2 separate regions of the Homo sapiens genome follow, and region 2 is linked to region 1. Evidence: chromatin contacts called from ENCODE Hi-C or POLR2A ChIA-PET data. All regions are on one chromosome and are shown on one strand. The core of a region is the stretch at or near the end of the contact, and the rest is flanking DNA. Distances in the headings are between cores, read along the strand shown. Region 1 overlaps VWA8 (von Willebrand factor A domain containing 8). Region 2 overlaps VWA8 (von Willebrand factor A domain containing 8).

The links. Hi-C counts contacts between places; a loop is a spot of excess contacts on that map. ChIA-PET counts read pairs that join two places held with the same protein, here RNA polymerase II (POLR2A). Pooled maps may share reads with other maps.
Region 2: a loop to region 1 is called in a map of PC-3, with 2.5 times the contacts of the local background. The contact joins two enhancer-like sites. A Hi-C loop is called at or near these places in 7 of 168 maps with a recorded cell type or tissue (CD14-positive monocyte, PC-3, aorta and 4 more) and 12 of 50 pooled maps. POLR2A ChIA-PET finds 5 or more read pairs at or near these places in 1 of 52 experiments (OCI-LY7).

What each region holds. Positions count from the first base shown.
Region 1 is chr13:41,669,667-41,672,540 of GRCh38, forward strand. It overlaps VWA8 (von Willebrand factor A domain containing 8), which reads right to left. Exons shown (of 45, transcript NM_015058.2): 37 at 1,280-1,481. Among named protein-coding and RNA genes, the nearest start is that of MIR5006, 100 kb to the left of the region's middle. Within about 2 kb of position 1,510, at least 2 of the 41 ENCODE cell types and tissues checked have a DNase peak (open chromatin) inside an H3K27ac peak, as active enhancers do; they include PC-3, where a contact is called at or near this core.
Region 2 is chr13:41,826,618-41,829,317 of GRCh38, forward strand. All of the region lies in intron 14 of VWA8 (von Willebrand factor A domain containing 8), which reads right to left. Among named protein-coding and RNA genes, the nearest start is that of VWA8, 130 kb to the right of the region's middle. Within about 2 kb of position 1,339, at least 7 of the 41 ENCODE cell types and tissues checked have a DNase peak (open chromatin) inside an H3K27ac peak, as active enhancers do; they include PC-3, where a contact is called at or near this core.

The sequences.
Region 1 (2,874 bases), core at 260-2,759:
TACCACATATAAAATATAGAAATTCAAACACAATAGTATTTACTATTAGGCACCAATGACTGTAATGAGAACAAGAGCTTAATTCAAAAAGAGAAGAAACTAATGTTTAGAATAATAAATGAAACAGACCATAATTAATTGGCTTTCTAAATATTGTTATGAGTAGTAACCAACATTCAGTCTGTTGCTGTAATCAGTCCATGGCACTTACTTAATCACATGTTTATTTTAGAGTCACACATTTGTTTTAGCTTAATTAAATTAATATATTTATACCCCTTCAAAAAGATTTGAGTTTGAGGTTTTCAAAATGTTCCTACAAGCTTTTAAGGATCTAAGAGAATTATTATTCATTCATGAATATATCTATTTCTGTTTAAAGAAAATCACAAAAATAATCACATAAAATAGGAATTATTAATCAGGTATTGACGAAATAGTTTGTAGAAATTTCTTATTTTGCTAATCGGCTCTTTGCAGAACAACCTGGCTGGGAGGAACCTACTTTTCTTTTTGTTGGATAAGAAAGTAACGTGAACAGGAGAAGTTTTGTTCCAAAGATTAAAATAAATGAATAGCAAATAAATCCCTTTATTATATGCTTTAGTATATATGGGCATATAGCCTTCCTCATTCTTCAAATTAGTTCCAGACAGCAACTAGATTGATTAGATGATGACTGAGTCATTTCTGGAGTTATCAGGTTTCTTTTCACTTTGGTGGCCTGTTCCCATATTTTTCTCCAGTGCAGGGTTGGGTCTACTTATTGTTGACTACTAAATTTGCATTACTTGGAAATAAGGAAGTTGATAAAAAACGTTCTATTGGATGCATATTTTTGCTCACCTTCTCTAGTTTAGAGGTCCTGGCCTTGTAATAATCTGCTGTATTCTAGTTCCTAAATGTTTCTGTTTCCTAGGTAGCATGTAGAGATGCTGACACTGAAGATGGTAAAAGTGAGAACAGATGCAAAGGTGCTACTGGAAACTGGTTAGAGCTTAAGGTTAAAAAACTAAAAGCTGCTGATTGTATTCATATGGTGTGATGTCAGTAACCTGCACATTTAAGCACTGACAGAAAAAAAGGCACATTTTTACTTTTTCATCATTTAGATGGAGAATTTGTTTTTGTCTTTTTATTTTGTATCTAAAAATTCTTTTAGTTCTTTAAGCAACTATTTTTGAGTCACTGGCCCAGAAATTTTCATGACTGTGGCATCTGGAACTAAATTTATACTTGAATGTGCACCTCTAAGAGATAAGGTGAATTCAAATGGTACCTGCATATTTCTGTCATCTTGTCCAATCATGTTTCTCCATTCCATGAGTGATCGCTGCAGACGTTCAAGTCCAGTTTCCCAAAGCCTGATGTGACCTCCCATATCAACAGTAACAACACCGCTTTTGTCCCACTCAGCCAGCAGTGCATCTGTGTCTGAAATGGTCGACAGCCATGTGGTATACGGCGAGAGAGATTCTGATCTGGAAAAAGGAATCCAAGTGAAGCTAAGAGACCACAAAAATAAAGCAGGAGGGATGACACTGCACATTGTAATGTTCTTTACTGTTGAAAAAGTATGCTCACACTACTCATTATTTTATACCTGCTCTTACCTCTGTCACCACATAGGCAGGTTATGAGGATACGCTATGAGCAAAAGTTCTTAAACAAACATGCCCAGGGTTCGTAAGCAAACATGAGGCAGGACAATCATGAATATAAAAAAAAACCAGAAAGACTATTTTAAGAAAGATGTTTTTATAAGTGATCACAGTATATAACTAATTGGTAGGCCAGGAAACAAAGCTGGTTTAAACTGATTAGGTTCTCTAAACTTGCTATAAAGAATTTGCTATGGACTAAATGCTTGTATCCGCATCCCCCCGCCCGCCAAATTCATATGTTGAAGCCCTAACCCCCAATATGATAGTATTAGGAGGTGGGTACTTTTGGAGGTAGTTAGGCTTAGATGAAGTTGTGAGGGTAGAGCCTCTTTTATAGAATGGGATTAGGGCCCTTATGAGAAGAGACCAGAAAGCTTGCACTTGCATGTGGTCTCTGCCTGTTTCCCTTCCCCCCCATTCATGTTAGGATACAGCAAGAAGTTAGCCCTCTGTAAGACAGCCTTCACTAGGAACTGAATTGGCTGGCCCCTTTATTTTGGCTTTCCCAGCCTCCAGACTGAAAATAAATATTTGTCACTTAAGCTACCCACTCTATAGTATTCTGCTGTAACAGCCTGATCTAAGACAGAACTCTAATAATGAGCACATTAAAAGACAAGATATCAACAGAACCATCTGTAAGAAGCAAAAATACACTGTAATTTACTGGTTCTCTGCATTTTCCTGTATTTCCTGACAGTGGACGACACTAGCTTCCACTGTCAGGAAGAAAGGAACCCTATACCAGTTCATACCTCACACGCTAATGAGTGAGTACTGGACTCACTCCTTAGAGGCCTAATGTCAGTGCTGAAACCAATTTCTTGTTTATGCATTTCGACTGCATTTGTATGTGATATTTTGCCTTTTCTGACTTAGAAAGTTACGTGACTCTATAACAAGGAATGTATAGATTTCTTACATATTTCACACATATTTCATTATATATTTCTGACATCTGTATATGTGTGTATATATATATGTATGTATAGTAATTTCTAGGAAAGCAAATTTGTCTGTAAGAGTCAACTGCATATCTCCTTTATCTGAGTATAGCTCTTATTATACAAAAGTGATACAGATTATAAATTCCTATTGTCAGTGTTGGCTTGCAAAATGCATCTGATATTTTCTATATGAAATAAATAGTCTAAAGAGATGGTCTGATAAGAAAAACATAACAAGCTATCATTGTAGATTTTGGAAAAAC
Region 2 (2,700 bases), core at 89-2,588, 160 kb after region 1:
CCAGCACTTTGGGAGGCCAAGGCAGGAGGATCCCTTGAGGCCAGCAGTTTAAGACATGCCTCAGCAACACAGTGAGACTGCTCCAAAAAAAAATGGGAAAAACAAAACAAAACGGGTGTGGCGATGCGCAACTGTAGTCTCAGCTACTCGGGAGGCTAAGGCGGGAGGATGGTTTGAGCTCAGGAGTTCAAGGCTGCAGTGAGCCGAGATTGTGCCACTGCACTCCAGTCTGGTTGCTAGAACAAGACCCTATCTCAAAAAAAGATAAAAAAAGAAAAAAAGAAATTGATAGAAGATGGAATTGATAAATATCATGTGTGCCTGAATGTACTGAGGGGAGATTTAGACAGTAAGGGAAGTGTTTGGGATTAAAAATAAGGCAATATATACATAGAAACAGTCACTTTCTCCTCAATGCTCCCATACAGTATTATACAGACCTTTAGTCTAACATTTAAAATTACATTGTAATTACTTATTTACATATCTGTCTCTCTTCATATGTAAGTAATTATTAACTTGAGGAAAAAACAAGATATATGCAAGAAAGGAAAATGAGTGTTGTATAGTAAACTGCTTAAGTGGGTACAGCTCTTAGGTTATCATAATAATGTAAGCATTGAATAAAGTTCTAAACAAAATTATTATATAACTCTTTAGGAAGAATAAGGGATAGAAGTGTGCATGTGTAATGAGACAAGAGGTGGTGAAAGAGCTAAACATTAATTTTCCATGTAGAAATCAACAGATTATTCCTAACACTAAAAATAAATCAAATATCAATGAAAGTATACTGTTTAGTGACATAGAAGTAAATACCAAAAGAAAAACCTGAAGTTTGAAAGTAGTAGCCTCTGGGGAGTAAGATGTGGGAAATGGGAGACTGTCAACTGATCAATCTATGACAGGGGATGGTATTTTTCATAAAATACTTTGAAAAACTATCTGGCTCTAGTTTCGTGCATGTTTAACAGTGGTAAAATTTCAAATGAAAATTTTTAAAAAGTAAGTGAAGGAAAGAAAGCATTGCTATGATCTCTCTCCACTTTCTCCCAGTGACCTCTGGAAATAGAGCTAAGCCTAGTTTGTATTTATGAGAGTGACATAAATCCATAGTGATGAAGGTGGAAAACTTTGAGAAGAAAGTACTATTAACCACTCTGAGCCAAATTCCTGAAAGTATTTTCATTTGTAAAACTGCCTGTGACCATTAGAGAACTTGGGTACTTTTCATAGAAAAGGGTTGTCATTTCCTTGACATTTGGAGACAAGTAGAATGCTTCTGATGTCCTAAGAGAAACTGCCAGGCAGGCATGCTGTGAACTATTGCAAAATTGCTTTGATTCATCCTTCTGAAAATATAAACTGTTCCATGACCCGTGATTCACATGCAAATAATGTGCCAAAGCCGACTGCTATTAACCAAAGTTATGATATGCGAAGGATCTCTAACTTGCCTCCCTAAACACTCAACCAACCATTTACCAGTCTAAAAGAATTTGATAATGTATACCTCGGAAGTAAAAGCAGCTGTGTAATCAAGTGACTTTTTAGTGACTTGTAAAGAGACAGGAAGGAATTTAACATTTCCCCTCTTGGAAAAAATTCCAAGAAATTTTTTAACAAATTTCTTCTTAAAATATAAACAATAATAAATACACTTAATTATCTTTTACGGGATTTAAATGTTTTAAATAGGGCAGTAAACCCTTTGAGTGGTGATACAGCTTCAATTAAACAGAGAGATTAAGTGATGAGGAGTTCCTCTGTATGCCAATCTCTAATTCTGTTAAAATATCCATGGAAATGTAGCAAGATAGAAAATAACATATTTGTCAAACTTCATTCTATATAGTATGCAGCTGAAAGAAGTATTTTCCTTCAAACTTTTTGTTTTGAAATTTTTTTAACTCACAGAAAATGTCAAAAATAGACTACAAATATCCATATATCATTCACCTAGATATTGCTAACTGTTAAGATTTTACCACATTTGTGTTCTCACTCTGAGAAAGAGAGAGAAAATGTCTGTTTATACACACACACATACATGTCTTTTTTTCTGAAATATTTGGAAGTTGTAGACTTTTTTTTACTTTATCCCTTAAGTATCTCAACATGCATCTCATAAGAATAGGAATATTCTCCTTCATAACCACAATATCATTATCATACTTAAGGAAATTAGTAATTCAATAATATCATATAACATAGTCCATATTTAAACTTTTCTAATTTTTTTATAGCCGTTTTTATTTTGTTTCCTCCTCCAGGATTCAGTCAAGTCTCACCATTGCATTTGGTTGTTACATCTCCACAAGAAATGTTTAAATAAGCTACAATGGGTAATCCGATATCAGATGGCATACTCCAACAATACTGATGACCTCCTTGGAGGATGAGCCCAGTTAATTGTGGGCCCAGCTTTAGTTTTGTTGAGAGAATACAAAATATGAGATCAAAACTGAATTGACAGGGCAACAGAGGAAAGATTACCTTCTTAAAACCAATGTTCTTATAAAACATTTAAATGCTTATTTAAAAGTAAGGCTGAAAAGAAAAACCACAATGAGATACCACCTTACTCCTGCAAGAATGGCCATAATTAAAAAGTCAAAAAATAATACATGTTGGCATGCATGTGGTGAAAAAGTAACACTTTTACACTGCTGGTGGCAATGTAAATTAGTATAACCACTA